Linked DNA regions of Homo sapiens: region 1 is linked to region 2. Evidence: read pairs that join two places in POLR2A ChIA-PET (ENCODE). Cell type or tissue: PC-9. All regions are shown on one strand. Each heading gives the region's core, and the rest is flanking DNA. Links, peaks and the distances in the headings are about the cores only.

The links. Peaks named below come from ENCODE experiments on the same cell type or tissue, not always from the same donor. Only the 100,000 strongest peaks of a DNase experiment are listed, where the experiment ranks them.
Region 1: POLR2A ChIA-PET joins it to region 2 with 18 read pairs; 2 of 35 experiments call an interaction of 5 or more read pairs at or near these places.

Annotation. Positions count from the first base shown.
Region 1 is chr12:76,353,608-76,362,063 of GRCh38, reverse strand. It overlaps OSBPL8 (oxysterol binding protein like 8), which reads left to right. Exons shown (of 24, transcript NM_020841.5): 22 at 3,253-3,358; 23 at 5,336-5,438; 24 at 6,043-8,456. The coding sequence ends at 6,175. Among named protein-coding and RNA genes, the nearest start is that of BBS10, 9.4 kb to the right of the region's middle. In PC-9, for the core only: no CTCF peak of the experiment used is centred there; no DNase peak of the experiment used is centred there.
Region 2 is chr12:76,099,377-76,107,832 of GRCh38, reverse strand. No RefSeq gene overlaps it. Among named protein-coding and RNA genes, the nearest start is that of NAP1L1, 19 kb to the right of the region's middle. In PC-9, for the core only: no CTCF peak of the experiment used is centred there; DNase peaks (open chromatin) are centred at 2,082 and 4,222.

The DNA of each region.
Region 1 (8,456 bases), core at 2,175-7,174, 250 kb before region 2:
AGAAATTTTAATTTTAAATACCTGAATAAGATTTTGCAAAATTATTTCAAGAAATAAGTAATTGAGAATACTTCTTGTTACAATGCTGAACAAGAAAGAACGAGTTGTTGACCACTGGTTCTCTGTTTTTCCAAGCATGAACATTACCTTGTGATAGGGTTTGGCTCTATGTTCCCATCCAAATCTCATCTTGAATTGTACTCCCATAATTTCCACATGCTGTGGGAGGGACCCGGAGGGAGATAATTTGAATCAAGGGGGTGGTTTCCCCCATGCTGTTCTCATGGTAGTGAATAAGTCTCATGAGATCTGCTGGTTTTATCAGGGGTTTCCGCTTTTGCATCTTTCTCATTCTCTTTTGCTGCTGCCATGTAAGAAAGGGGGCCTTTCACCCTCTGCCATGATTATAGACCTCCCAAGTCATGTGGAACTGAACATCAAATTTAAGCCTCCTTTTCTTCCCATCTCGGGTATGTCTTTATCAGCAGCGTAAATATGGACTAATATAGTAAATTAGAGTGGGATGCTGCTGAAAAGATACCCAGAAATGTGGAAGCGACTTTGGAACTGGGTATCAGGCAGAGGTTGCAACAGTTTGGAGGGCTCAGAAGAAGACAGGAAAATGTGGGAAAGTTTGGAACCTCCTAGAGACTTGTTGACTGGCTTTGACAAAAATGTTGATAGTGATGTGAAAAACAAGGTCCAGGCTGAGGTGGTCTCAGATGGAGATGAGGAACTTGTTGGGAACTGGAGCAAAGGTGACTCTTGTTATGCTTTAGCAAAGAGGCTGGTGGCATTTTGTCCCTGACATAGAGATTTGTGGAACTTTGAACCTGAAGGAGATGATTTAGGGTATCTGGCAGAAGAAATTTCTAAGCAGCAAGACATTGAAGAGGTGACTTGGGTGCTGTTAAAAGCAGTCTGTTTTAAAAGGGAAACAGAACATAGAAGTTTGGAAAATTTGCAGCCTGACGATGCAGTAGAAAAGAAAAACCCATTTTTTCAGGAGAAATTCAGCTGGCTGCAGAAATTTGCATTAGTAACAAGGAGCCGAATGTTAATCCCCAAGAAAATGGGGAAAATGTCTCCAGGGCATGTCACAGGTCTTCATGGCAGCCCCACCCTTCACCAACCTGGAAGCCTAGGAGGAAAAAATGGTTTCATGGGCTGGGCCCAGGGTTCCCATGCTGTGTGCAGCCTAGGGACTTGGTGCCCTACGTCCCAGCCGCTTCAGCCATTGCTAAAAGGGGCCAAGTTACAGCTCTGCCCATGGTTTCAGAGGGTGCAAGCCCCAAACCTTGGCAGCTTCCACATGGTGTTGAGCCTGTGGTGCACAGAAGTCAAGAATTGAGGTTTGGGAACCTCCACCTCGATTTCAGAAGATGTATGGAAACGCCTGGATACCCAGGAAAAAGATTGCTGCAGGGGCACGGCCCTCATGAAGAACCTCTGCTAGCACAGTGCAGAAGGGAAATCTGGGGTCGGAGCCCCCCACAGAGTCCCTACTGGGGCACTGCCTAGTGGAGCTGTGAGAAGCGGGCCACCGTCCTCTAGACCCCAGAATGGTAGATCCACCAACAGCTTGCACTGTGCACCTGGAAAAGCCGCAGACACTCAGCGCCAGCCCATGAAAGCAGCCAGGAGGGGATACCCTGCAGAGCCACAAGGGTGGAGCTGCCCAAGACTATGGGAACCTACCTCTTGCATCAGCATGATCTGGATATGAAACGTGGAGTCAAAGGAGATCATTTTGGAGCTTTAAAATTTTGGAGCTTTAAAATTTGACTGCCCCACTGGATCTCAGACTTGCATGGGCCCTATGACCCCTTTGTTTCCAAATTTCTCCCATTTGGAACAGTTGTATTTACCCAATGCCTGTACCCCCATTGTATCTAGAAAGTAACTAGCTTGCTTTTCATTTTACAGGCTCATAGGCAGAAGGGACTTGCCTTGTCTCAGATGAGATTTTGGACTGTGGACTTTTGGGTTAATGCTGAAATGAATTAAGACTTTGGGGGACTGTTGGGAAGGCATGATTGGTTTTGAGATGTGAGGACATGAGATTTGGAGGGGCCAGGGTAGAATGATACGATTTGGCTCTGTGTCCTCACCCAAATCTCATCTTGAATTGTACTCCCATAATTCCCACGTGTTGTGGGAGGGACTTGGTGGGATCTCACCTTGAATTGTACTCCCATAATTACCACGTGTTGTGGGAGGGACTTAGTGGGAGATCATTTGAATCATAGGGGCAGTTTCCCCCATATTGTTCTCGTGGTAGTGAATAAGTCTCACGAGATCTGATGGTTTTATCAGAGGTTTCCACTTTTGCATCTTCCTCATTCTCTCTTGCTGCCACAATGTAAGAAGTGCCTTTTGCCATCTGCCATGATTTTGCGACCTCTGCAGACATGTGGAACCATAAGTCAAATTAAACCTCCTTTTCATCCCAGTCTCGGGAATGTCTTTATCAGGAGCATAAAAACTGACTAATACATCTTGTCTTTCTGATTCTAGTTTCTTCTCTTGCATTTAGGTTTTTAAGTTTAATACTGAACACCAAAATTACAAATCTATTAATAGGATAGAGTCCAAAGTTATTATTCTAAGGAAAATTTAGTCATAGTTGATGGTTTCATATACTTTTGAATCTTGTGCATCCACTTCAATCCTTTCAGTAAGTTTAAATAATGCTCTACAAAATAATGGTATCATTTTTATTTATTATAAGATACTTTCTGTACTACCCAGATGTGATTAAAAGTAAATAAACCGTTTTACTGGAAACCCAGCATTGTTCAGTGGGAATGTTTCTAACATTGGGAACAAAATAAATATGATTTATACACACTATTATTTAACATTCTATTATTTAACATTCTACTAGAGAATAATAATAGCTGGTGCAGTCAGAGGTAGGGGGATCTATATTCATATTTGTTTATGTATACATAATAATATCCCTGGATATAAACTAATAGTGATGGGTACCTATTTAGTGGGAGAGAGACTGGGTATACTCTTCATTGTGTATTTTACTTTTTGACATTTGTGCCAAAGTACTTCCTATTAAAATAAGATCATTTGATTGCATAAGTGCATCACATTTGTTAAATTTGAATTAGACTATTTCATCATTGTCTTTATTTCTGAATATCATGCCTATGTGCAGATAATTTTGACAATTGTACACAGTTGGTCTTTAGTCCAAAATACAGTGCAAATTCACAAAATAGTTATTTTTTTCTTTAGGTTAGCGTCCCCAAAATGAAACATAAGCCAACCAGGCAACAGAAGAAAGTAGCAAAAGGCTATTCCTCCCCAGAACCTGACATTCAAGACTCCTCTGGAAGTGAAGGTAAAAATATTTATTGCAGACTAATGAGAGTCTAACTTTTTAATTACTACACAATTTGATATGAATATGGTTTTTCATATTAACTCAAGTTATGTGAGTTTTGGTCGGGGCAGGGTTGAGATACAAAAGCAATTCTAGATCATAGATAAGTTGTGAGACCAGGACGCAAGGTAAAGAAACAGAAAATGAAAAAGGGGAGACATCTAAATAAAAACCACACTCTAGGCAGGGTGTGGTGGCTCATGCCTGTAATCCCAGTACTTTGGGACGCCGAGGTGGGCAGATCACTTGAGGCCAAAAGTTCAAGACCAGCCTGGCTAACATGGGGAAACCCCGTCTCTACTAAAAATATGAAAAAATTAGCCAGGTGCGGTGGTGCACACCTGTAATCCCAGCTACTTGGGAGGCTGAGACACGAGAATTGCTTGAACCCCGGAGATGGAAGATGCACTGAACCGAGATCACACTACTGCACTCCAGCCTGGGTGACAAAGTGAGACCCTGTCTCAAAAAAAAAAAAAAAAAAAAAAGAACCACACTCTAGTAGTAGCTACCTCTTATGCCTTGTTAACCTCTGAAAAATTGCTGATGGTTCCCTAGATTGAATTCAGAAGCATTTTTTGAGCTTTGAACTCAGTTCCATGCTTCAAAAATGTTTTTCATTTCCAGAATAAATTACTGTAGTGTTTGGAAGTGACAGACAATAAAAATATAAAACTTAGCAACTGCTAGCTTAAATTGTACTCCATTCTTATTCGAGTCAGATAATGTGTAAAGTATCTTGAACTACATTGAGATATAATCATGAAAGGATTAAAGTGATGTTTGTGACATGACAAAAAAAAAAAAACTTTAAGCCATAATCTCTACTGAGTTTACACTGAACTAGGGAGCTCATTTTAACCTATAAAGATAACACTAGAAGTGAATAAATGGTAGATTACTAAGAAATTAGATGACAAGTGATAAAGAGTTTAAAGGAGAGGGAGCTCAATTCAGTTTGAGGGAAAGTTCTTAGAATCCTGATGAATTATTAAGATTTCTAATGGATTATAGCAATCTAGGCTTGGAGAGTGGGGTAGGGGTAACATACTAGAGTAGTTAGAGGAATGAACCGAATAAAGGTTTAAAAGCAGGAGTCATGTGGCATACCAGTGTGTTAGAAGAGAGTATTGGTTGTATTGTTGTTATTCCCATTTTACGAGAAAAGAAACTGAGACACAAGTTAACCTGCCTAAGGTCACATACCCCATAAGTAGGTATATGTATGTTATATATGCAGATTTTTTGGCTCCTTAATTCACCCTGTCATCCACTTTACTATATTACTATAATGTATCAGCAGACATTTATTGAGTAATTAATTTGTGCCAGACTGTATGTTAAATACACCTTACAACAACCCTGTGAAGTCTGGTATTATTATCCCTATTTTTAAAATGAGAAAGCTGACACTTGCAGAGAGGTTAAGTAGGATCTGAACAAAAATGGAAAGGAAGGAATGCATATGTAGGGAATTTGGAAAAACATGTACAGCTTGCTGATTGGCAGTAAAAATTTGCAGAAGTGGTGTCGAAAGGGATTTAAAGTTTAGGTAACTAAACACTCACAATAAAAAATTGGAAAAAAGGGCTCAAGAAGCTGACTTCAGAGGTAGGCAAATGGGCAAGGAACAGAAGAGAGTAATACCTTCCTCAAGTTAATATGTATTTCTAATGAATTATTTCTGTTTTAATTAGTTAAAAAAACTGGTGCCATCCAAAATTCAACTAATGTGTAGTACTTTAAATATATTTGTAGTGTTCTAGTATTGCAATGATGTGTTTGAAACTTCAAAAGTGCAGAGTATTCATATTACTATGCTAATCTCTAGGCTACAAAAACAAATGCCCAGGAAAATTTTTATTACATGAGACACATTAAATTGAACTGTAGATTATTTTTATAGTTTCAACTTCATTCTAAATGTCTTTTTAGCTCAATCAGTAAAACCAAGTACAAGAAGAAAGAAAGGAATAGAACTGGGAGACATTCAGAGTTCCATCGAATCTATAAAACAAACACAGGAAGAAATTAAAAGGTAATAATATAATGACACTGACTATTCATTTGAGACCAAGGAGTAGTTAAGAATCCTGTTATATGGGAAATCATATGCAGACTTCATATTTTTATAACATTTAGCTAAGCTAAAATACAATGTTTAGCCTCTATCACCTGATGTTTGACACTTACGAAATTCCTCCAGCACTAAAATACTTGGGAAGGAAGGAGAGGTTGTTTTTTCTCTGTAAGGGTAGAATTGGAATCACTTTATTTTACTCCTATAGCATGCTAGGAATGTAGCTGGGTTGCATGTGGAGGTGGGATTGTTTCTGAGAAAGTCAGTTAACAAAGGCCTCTATAGTCCCCTCTGTGCATGGCTGTTATTTCATTGGAATGCATCAGTTGAAATATTGAAATACATCCATAACATTGGGTAAATATTTACTCCCTGAGCCCTTAAGTATTCCTCTTTGCAGTCCCAGACCCCGCCCCCCCCCACCCCTACATACCACCCCATGACCCAGCAACTAAAAATTATTAACATTAAATGCTCTGTGACTGTTTAATATCAAATTGTGGGCTCTATGCCAACATTTCTGGCAAATCATTACAAAATTTGTTGTTGCTTATTTTTATAGAAATATTATGGCTCTTCGAAATCATTTAGTTTCAAGCACACCGGCCACGGATTATTTTCTGCAACAAAAAGACTACTTCATCATTTTCCTCCTGATTTTGCTTCAAGTCATAATAAACTTCATGTTCAAGTAGAAGTTCTCTACCATTGAATCAGTGAACTAGAAAGATCTGATTTGGCCTGGGACCAGTGTTCAAGTTGGTTTGGTCTTTATTAAAAATCACAATATTCCGAAAACAAAAAAACCTAGGAGATAAATGTAGAGGTATTGACTTTTCGTATCTTTTATCTTCACACTGAAACAAGAGCTATCCTATTTGATTATTAAAGTGAGCTATGTGTTAAGTGCCAGGACATTTCTAGCTTTTGTGAGAATGTGTCTACATATGAGTATAATAAACCCACATGTATACACAATTGTCTCTTATGTACTCCTACCTGACAGTAGTCTTTGTATTCTATAGTATGTTCTGAGATATAATGTTAACATTGTTCATAACAAAAAATGCTATCAATCTTATAAATATATGTAATCTATTTTCTTCATAAAACAGGCACAAAAGTTTTATCAGTAAGGAATTACAGATTGAGAAATGATGGAATAATAGACATAATTAATTCAATACACTACTGTTAAAATCATTTGCAAAGCACTCAGCTCAATTATCTTCTTAGAAAGAAAGAAAAAGTATGAATGGTCAAAATGAATACATCGAGAGAGATAAATGGCAAATTGCTTTTTTAAAAGTTTACATAAGTTTTTTTTAACCCCTAGAATTTAATATTTGTAGATGCAGGTAAATATATATACTTACGTGTATATCAGTATAAAAACACTGGTGTGCAATTAATTGGATTGATTATAATACCACCTTAAGCACTTGCTGAAAAAAGTGTGGTCAAAATTGATTGCTGTCCTTTTGTCTTATTTTTGTTTTTCTTAAGTCAGCTGGTTCATAACATAGGCCAAATTCTAGAGATGTTTATAGAGCATTTGAAGTGCTGATAATTTATGTTTTTTCATTATGAAAACTTATTTTAGCTTTAGACTCCAGTGTGTTCAGTGAATAAGTAGAATATAAAAAAATATAACCAGTATTTTACTTCAAAAGCCAAAAAGAGGCAATAAGAAAAGACACTTTGTGGTGGCCTTTATGTGTGCATTAAAATTGGTTTCTGTAAAACGTGTAATAAGTTGAGTATCTACGAAGAGTATCAAGTTCTGAAGTTTAATTTTTTTATTATCCTCCTCTCTTCTTAGTAACTTCTTTCTGTGGCAAAACCACAATTCTTTAAGATTCCTATTGTTCAGGCTAAGGCAAATTTTTTTGTTTGTTTCTTCAGTTTAATATTTTGATTTTGTGTTTTTACGTAAATATTTATATTCCTTGAAAGCAATTTTTGCCAAGGTAGTTCAGTTTAGGAATATGTTGTTCTAAAATATGTCTTAGAATCCTGAAAGCATAGATTTTGAAATGTTTTTTTAATGAAAATGAAGGTCAGAGAGAATAATTGCCCTGACCACATTTGCCTTTCAGTAGGAGGAGGCTGTGAAATAGTAAAATTATAATCGTTTATGCCATGATAAATACAAGATTGGTAAATAAATACATTGATTGGTAAATTATGAGAATCAAAATGATAAAAAGAGCCTGCTTTTTTCCCTAACCAATATAGCTATCTTAAGTATCCTTAGGTTTCTGTGAAGAACCATTTCCCATGTTTTCTTGGCAAAATAATGCTGTATTCCATATGTACATGTGAAATGATGTTTTAAATTGATAAAAGCTTAAATAAGATCTACCTATACCCAGTATTTTCATGATATTAGAACAAATGGGTTTTTGGTTATATTTTATATTTGTCAATATAATTTTTGTATTCACATTCTGTTACACTCTGCCTATTCATTGATATATGATATTCTGTAAATATTGTACAATTTGATCTTTTTTATGGTTTAAATTAGTTAATTACATACAAATTGATTGGCTTATCACAAAAATCATTTCATCAGTAAACCTTGTTAACATTTTGTACTGGTGACCCACCTCTTAGGACTTTGGTCTTATCCACGTGTATGTTGTTTTCATTTGGTCCAAATAATATTTTATTTGTATGGGTATCTTCTAAGACTAAATAGGTAGTTGTGTTCTTTATTTTTAAAATTTCTTTTTAGAGCAAATGTTATGGGTTCTTACCCAAAGAGTCAAAAACTATTTCTTAAGAAAGAGCAGAGTTATTCATGACTGTTCTTTATACACTAAAAGCATGCATCTAATCTAATAGTCCTCTTATTATGCTTTTAGTTGTATGAGTCTCTTTCTATGAACTGAACACAAAACTCAGGAATTGGTGGCTTAATTTTAGATCAGTGCTTGTACTAGGCTTAGTTATATGAATCTTTATAACACA
Region 2 (8,456 bases), core at 1,663-6,662:
CCCTGATGGTATTTTTTTCTATCAGCTTTTAATGATGACAATGGACTAAAGCTTTCAAAGGCAGGAACTGCTGGTTTATCTTCATCATCTTTTGAGGATAACTTTCTGATGTAAGAATTAATTATTTCACAAATCTTTGCTTGTCAGTCTTCTACACAGGTCAAGACTCTATTAGTCTTTATCTTTTCCAAATTAATAATGCAGATGCCAAAAGAAATGACATCTTTTCAACTCAATTTTCATTTTTATTATAGCAAAACTGCTTTATATATTTAAGAGATGAATTTTTAAAATTATAGTTATACTGAAAGAAAAAAATGAGTGCAAGAATACTTATTAGGTGCTCCCTTACAAGTAAAAGGGATATTTATGCCTCTTATTTATTTTAATGTTTTTTTCTAATGTACTTACTATGAAATTATATACAATGAGATATAAGCGTATAATAGAATTGCCACGTGAATCACAAAGTTTGCTTCCAGATATTCTTTTTATTAACCAGTTCATTAAAGCAAGCCTATTGCCTGCACAGATCATGCTAACATTTATTTACTATTTGTGGCTCTTGTCATATTAGGATCAATCATTTCTGTTGTTATTTATGTACTTTTTCTCCGTCCTGTTAGACTATGGGCTACCTGAGGAAATTTCTATTATGTTCACCATATTCTATATCCCCAGAGTGTTTATACCTCTGGCATAAAATAGACCTCATAAATATAATAATCGTATGTTGAGTAAACAAATGATATCACTAAGCACCTGAGATAAGTTCATTGCGATAGCTGAACAATGAATTTGGCAAAGTTTCTAGGCAGTTAAGGATTAAGGAAAACCATATTGGTCTATGTAACTTTTCTTCTAACTAAAAAAGCATGCACGTAGAGACAGTTTTTCTTGAACTAAACTCAAAGACATTGAGTAACAGAAATGACCACATCTGTGGTTTCACAGGACAACCAAATGGCTATTCAAATGAATTATTTTATGACCCTCTGTAAAAGTTTATATTACATTTAACTAATAAGAATGTTGTCGCAGATAACAAATTATATGGCCCAGGTGCATTGATAGCAGCTAACGAAGACCATTTAGTGTTAATTGCTTAAGCTTTGAGTCAGAAAGATCTGGGTTTGCATCCTGGCTGCACCATTTAGAAGCTGTGTAATCTTGGCAATTTACTTACTCCCTCTGAGCCTGTTTCCATGTCTGTCAACTGTGACACTAATCCCTAATCATAAATGTTCAAATTAATGAGATAATTTGTGTTATCCTCCTAACAATAAGTAAATGCTCAAGTATTATTCACCAGCAATATTGAAGCAAAACTAGAGGGATTTGAAAGAATCAATAATAACCATAATGATAAATCAGTTTTTTCCCAATCTCAAGACCTTAAGTAAGCATTATGCAAGTGGCATCTCTCAGTCAATTCTTAACTAAATGTTTCAGGTCAGTATGGGAAATGGAGAAATGTTATGTTGATAGCTAAGGGGAGAGTATGTTTTAGATACCAGGTAGTAGGGAGCAAATTAGTTCTACTAGGAAAGAAAAACATCCAGACTTTTTATCCAAACAGTATTTTCATTCAATTAATCAGAAGTACAGACAGCAAGAGTGCTTGGGGATATAGTCAAACTCTTTTATCAAAACTTAAACAGGCCGGGTGCGGTGGCTCATGCTTGTAATCCCAGCCCTTTGGGAGGCCAAGGCAGGCGGTTTACAAGGTCAGGAGATCAAGACCATCCTGGCTAACATGGTGAAACCTCATCTCTACTAAAAATACAAAAAATTAGCCAAGCATGGTGGCGGGTGCCTGTAGTCCCAGCTACTCACGAGGCTGAGGCAGGAGAATGGCGTGAACCCAGGAGGTGGAGCTTGCAGTGAGCTGAGATCAGGCCACTGTACTCCAGCCTGGGTGAGAGTGAGAGACTCCATCTCAAAAAAATAAAAATAATTAAAAAAAAGACTCCATCTCAGAAAAAAAAAAAAAAAGCTTAAATAAGTACTTGATTGAGGTTCCAAGTGCCACCTAACAAGAAAGAGCAGCAGAAAACTATGTCATCTTGATGGACTGCCAGATGAGTCAAGTAAAGAAAATGCACCTCCCAAGGTGGTGAATAAATTGAGATACCTTTTAGATCTGCTTAAGGGCTCTGTTAAAATGTTGCAAACTTGGCTAGACACAGTGGCTCACGCCTGTAGTCCCAGCACTTTGGGAAGCTGAGGTGGGTGAATCTCCTGAAGTTAGGAGTTTGAGACCAGCCTGACCAACATGGTGAAACCCTGTCTCTACTAAAAACACAAAATTAGCTGGGCGTGGTGGTGCGTGCCTGTAATCCCAGCTATTTGGGAGGCTGAGGCAGGAGAATCGCTTGAACCCTGGAGATGGGGGTTGCAGTGAGCTGAGATTGCTCCATTGCACTCCAGCCTGGGCAACAAGAGCAAAACTCCATCTCAAAAAAAAAAAAAAAAGAAAGGCCGGGTGTGTGTGGTAGCTCACGCCTATAATCCCAGCAATTTGGGAGGCTGAGGTGGGCAGATCACCTGAGGTCAGGAGTTTCAGACCAACGTGGCCAACATGGTGAAACCCCATCTCTACTAAAAATACAAAATTAGCCAGGCATGGTGGCGCATACCTGTAGACCCAGCTACTCAAGAGGCTGAGGCAGGAGAATCGCCTGAACCCGGGAGGCAGAGGTTACAGTGAGCTGAGTTCGTGCCACTGTACTCCAGCCTGGGCAACGGGAGCGAAACTGTCTCAGGAAAAAAAAAAAAAAGTTGCAAACTACCTACAGAGTACAACTCTTCAAGTTTGGGAGTAATGACCAGCAAGACATTTGTCAGCAACTCCTCAATAGGTCTGATTGTTTCTTAGGACAACTTTTGTTATAAGAAACCAGAGAGGCTTGGACAGTGGCTTACACCTGTAATCCTAGCACTGTGGGAGGAGGCGGGAGGATCGTTTGAACTCAGAAGTTCCAGACCAGCCTGTGCAGCATAGTGAAATCTCATCTCTACTAAAAGAAAAAAAATTACCAGATGTGGTGGTGCTTGCCTGTAGTCCCAGCTACTTGGGAGGCTGAGGTAGGAGGGTCACTCGAGCCTGGGAAGTCAAGGGCTGCAGTAAGCTGTGACAGTATCACTGCAAAAGAAAAAAAAAAAAAGGCCGGGCATGATGGCTTACACCTATAATCCTGTAGTCCCAACACTCTGGGAGCCTGAGGTGGGAGCATCACCTGAGCCCAGGAATTCAAGACCAGCCTGGGCAACACAGCAAGAACATGTTTCAATCAATCAATCAATAAATAGTGCTATGTTAACAGACTGTCTATGAAGTATTTTATAGATTGTCTTATTAAATCTATACAATAGTTTCATGAGGGAGTCATTATTATTTTCAAAATGCAGATGAGGAAAGTAAAGTTCACAGTGATGAATTAACTTGTTTCAAACGATTTGGCTGGTCTGGGGATAATAGGTATTTAAACCCTGTTATATCTAATTCCAAAGCCCTGCATACTGTTCACCATACTCTACAGTCTTTCCGCTAGAGAAAATAATGATAATAGTGCTTCCCACATATGAGCCACTTTTAGATATCTTGAGCTAGTATTTAGTAGCTGTGCAACCTTGGGCAAGCAATTTAACCTCAGCTTCCTCATCTCTAAAATGGGAATGATAACAACAGCAGCTACCTCAAGGGGTTGTAAAACTTAAGTGAGGCATATATGTAACATTTGGAACAGTGCCTGGCACATGGTAAGAGCTCAATAAATGTTTGCTATTTTGATCTAATTCAGTGTTTTAAAAATAGATTAACAAAATAGCTTTTGGTAGTCTCAATTGCTAATTGTAACTTGGTCTGGAAAATTTTTCTGAAATTGTATCTATTTGTTTTCAAAGATATGAAACAATAGTGGCTGACCAGTCCTACCTTCATCTCCATTCCCAAAAGGTTGACAAGACTGGCATCAGCCAATCTACTGAAGTGTCATAGAAGGGGAAACTTCTCGGTAAAGTCTGAGTATGACAGAAAATCCTCAGAGCTCAGGAGGTTTATCAGACGTTGAAGAGGCCATCTTTCTTCATGGAATCTTTTTTTTTTTTTTTTTTTTTGAGAATGCATAAGAAGGATAGAAGATTGGGCACTTTGGATGGAGAGAATGTTATCAGATAAGGGGCCAAGTGAAGGCTGCTGTCAAATGCATACCTTACTTATTGGTCACCAATTTTGCAATTCTGATTCTCAGCAGTTGCTCAGAGATCCTTTCCCACTGGCCCCTGTGACATAGGCAATCCATAAATGTTGGGAACTTGTGTTTCTGGGGCAATATTTTTTATGAACTGGGGCAGAAAACAGATTATTAAAGCTAGGCACCCCTTTACCACTTGGGACCCTGCATTTTATCCCTAGAAAAAAATGTTAAAGCAAACTATGCTAGTGCACCGTTCTAGCAGTGATGACCTCGTACACACACACACACACACACACACACACACACACACTCCACATACACAGACAATAGCAATAGCCCAAGCCTCAGGGAGTAGAGCTCTTAGCCATTTAACTAGAAATGGGAAGCATATCAAGTTCCAATAGCAGGAAAACAGCCACCAAAAAAACCCCAAAAGACACCCAACAGAATAAATATCTGGGCCTTCTTCTTCCCTTCTCTTTAGATGTATTGTAGCAGAGACCTTCTGGAGTCAATTATATTGTCCCACTCTCAGAATAATTCTTTTTTTTTTTTTTTTGAGACTGAGTCTTGCTGTATCTCCCAGTCTGGAGGACAGTGGCATGATCTTGGCTCACTGCAACCTCTGCCTCCTGGGTTCAAGTGATTCTTCTGCCTCAGCCTCCTGGGTAGGTGGGATTACAGGTGCCTGCCACCATAACTGGCTAATTTTTGTATTTTTAGTGGAGATGGGGTTTCACCATGTTGGCCAGGCTGGTCTCAAACTCCGGACCTCAAATGATCCTCCCTCCTCGGCCTCCCGAAGTGCTGGGATTACAGGCGTGAGCCACTGTGCCTGGCCTCTCAGAATAATTCGAATGGGGGTGGGATGAGGGACAGGTCTCAGACCCATCAGAAAAGGAATAGCCTATCACAGCAGACCATTAGTGGAGGGGAGAATTTCAGGAAGTTGGAATCTTTTGGCAAATCTAAAGTAACATTTCATTTTCATGGAGGGCTAGTTCTCATTATTCCATTCCTTCTGCGGATCCAGACGTCACAGGCAGGAGGACAGGAAGACAGGATCAAAAACATCAGCCAATAGTAAAGGAACCATTTATTATTACACAACCTCATTGAATTTATTTTTACTTATTTTTTCTTTTTTAAATATTCTTTTTCTTGTTTTTAAAAATACACAGGGTCTCATCATGTTGCCCAGGCTGGTCTTGGACTCCTGAGCTCAGGCAATCCTCCCGCCTCGACCTCCCAAAGTGCTGGGATTACATCACTCCCTGGGGCATGTCCTCATCGGCACTTTTGAAGACTGTTAGCCACAAAGCCAGGCTATACAGTGGGAAAAGCAGTGAGGACATGGAGAAGGCATTATCAACTGTGTTAAAACCCAAGCTGAGGAGCATACACATCATTTCTACTCATGCTCTGTTGGTAAGAGCTTAGTAATACAGCTACAGCTCAATGTTCAGAAGACTGGGGACTGTATTGCAGGAAGGCAGCCATGTGCCCAGAAGGAGAAGAGAATGAATTCTGGTGGGTAAATAATAGTCTCTGCCAAGGGGTATTCTCCTTCCTGGACTGATTGGGCTTTATCCCTAGGGCAGAAGGAATGATGTATCTGCCTGGGGAGTTTGGAGGGAAAAATGGGCAAGAAAGCCCAGTCTCTTCTTGGATTCCCTTTTCTTCAAACTTGCCTGTCCAGGTCTGCATTCTGCTTTGCTGTAGGGGAAGGGGAGGAATGTGCCTGCCCAGGGGGGCTTTTGTTAGTCAGAGGTGAAGTCCACTGCAGATACAAAGCCAAGTTCTCCAACCTTTCTTATCTGTAAGAAAGGTGATATTTTGATTTCCATATGTCTGTCCCCTGAATCTCTTCTCCAGTTGGTTTCAAACTCAGGCAGGAAAAATACATTTTACTTACCAGTTCCCTGGAACCCAACAAGTAGATAGGATCCTTTATCTTCCTTGCTCATGAAAGTATCCTATACTCATTGTAAAATTGTGTCTGAACCAGGTGAGGTGGCTCATGCCAACAATCCCAGCATTTTGAGAAGCCGACATGTGAGGGTCGCTTGAGGCTGGGAGTTTGAGACTAGCCTGGGCAACATGGCAAAATCCATTTCTACAAAAAATTTAAAATATTAGCCAGGCTTGGTGGCTCAAGCCTGTAGTCCCAGCTACTTGGGAGGCTGAGGTGGAAGGATCGCTTGATCCTAGGTGTCCAGGATGCAGTGAGCCCTGATCATGCCATTGCACTGAAGCCTAGGTGACAGAGTGAGACTCTGCTCAAAAAAAGAAAAACAAGGCAGGGTGCGGTGGCTCACACCTGTCATCTCAGCACTTTGGGAGGCTGAGGTGGGTGGATCACCTGAGGTCCAAGACCAGCCTGGCCAACATGGTGAAACCCCATCTCTACTAAAAATACAAAAATTAGCTGGGCATGGTGGCAGGTGCCTGTAATCCCAGCTACTCGGGAGGCTGGGGCAGGAGGAATGTTTGAATCCGGGAGGCGGAGGTTGCAGTGAGCCGAGATTGTGCCACTGCACTGCAGCCTGGGTGACAGTGAGGCTTGGTATCAAAAAAAAAAAAAAGAAAAGAAAGAAAAGAAAAGAAAAAAGAAAAACAAATTGTGTCTGAGCTAAGCTATAAATTATTATTATTATTTGAGATGGGGTCTGACTATGTTGCCGTGGCTGCTCTTTTAACTCTTGGGCTTAAGGGATCCTCGTGCCTCAGCCTCCTGAGAAGCTGGGACTATAGGTACATGCCACCTAAATAATTTTTAATATGTGAACCAAGTTTTAACTTGTAGATATGAAGAATTCTGCTTTGTATATAATTATAAACCTAAATGGGTATTGCTTTCCCACAAAAATTATAGTTTTTGTTATTGGTGATTCTGAGGAAATTTGTTAACTATCTCAGAAGTTTCAAAATGTCCTAAGAGCAAACAATACCAAAAAAGAACACCTGAAGAGATAAAATAATAATTTTAATGATAATAAAATACCACTGAAGTTGGAAAAATGGAACTAAAACACTTCCTTTTGTTTGTTTGTTTTTGAAACAAAGTCTTGCTCTGTAGCCTAGGCTGGAGTGCAGCGGTGTGATCTCGGCTCACTGCAACCTCCACAAGCGATTCTCCTGCCTCAGCCTCCCGAGTAGCTGGGATTACAGGGGCCCACCGCCACACCAGGCTAATTTTTTGTATTTTTAGTAGAGACGGGGTTTCACCATGTTGACCAGGCTGGTCTTGAGCTCCCAACCTCAGGTGATCCGTCTGTCTCGGCCTCCTAAAGTGCTGGGATTACAGACATGAGCCACCACGCCCGACCCTCTTATTTTCTTCTTAATTTACACCTTTTCCATGAATAGCTCTCCTTTCTGCATGCACACTAAATATTTCTGAATCTGTGCTTGCTTCACAAGTAATTTTCGTGAACTGTACAGTCAAATTTCTAACTGCTGGACAATCTACAGCTAGTGAAAATGTGGCATGTCCAGAACAGAACTCATTTTATACACTGTTTCTCCCAAATTGGAAGATTTTATGTATTCATATATATTCATATGGAAGATTATATATTCATATAAAAATATGTTTTTCCAGTATCTCTTGAAAAATTGGAAAATGTGAGAATACTGTCCCCATGTAACAACAACTGAGGTTGGTAGCTGCCCCTACTTTATTTATTTATTTATTTATTTATTTATTATTTTTTAGAGCCAGGGTCTTACTCTCTCAGGCTAGAGTACAGTGGTGAGATCATAGCTAGGATTATAGGTGTCCACCACTGTGCCCTGCCCAGCTTCCCCCTTTAAACAAAGCTTATGGTCTCCTGTTATTCATAATTCTTATTGCTCCCCACTGTCTTACGCTTGGCTGACTTCACACGATATGTTTCTGGAATGGCCCCTATAGGTATATGCATCTGTAGTCACCGATCTAGGCCATACTAGACCATCTGTTGAATTAATAAATTAATTGAAGTACAAATAGGATCACTCTTTTCTGTGAAATCTGGAATTTGGCCGGGCGCGGTAGCTCATGCCTGTAATCCCAACACTTTGGTAGGCCAAGGCGGGCAAATCACCTAAGGTCAGGAGTTCGAGGACCAGCCTGGCCAATATGGTGAAACCGCATCTCTAGTAAAAATACAAAATTAGCTAGGCACGGTGGTGGGTGCCTGTTTTCCAGCTGCTGGGGAGACTGAGGCAGGAGAATTGCTTGAACTCAGGAGGCAGAGGTTGCAATGAGCTGAG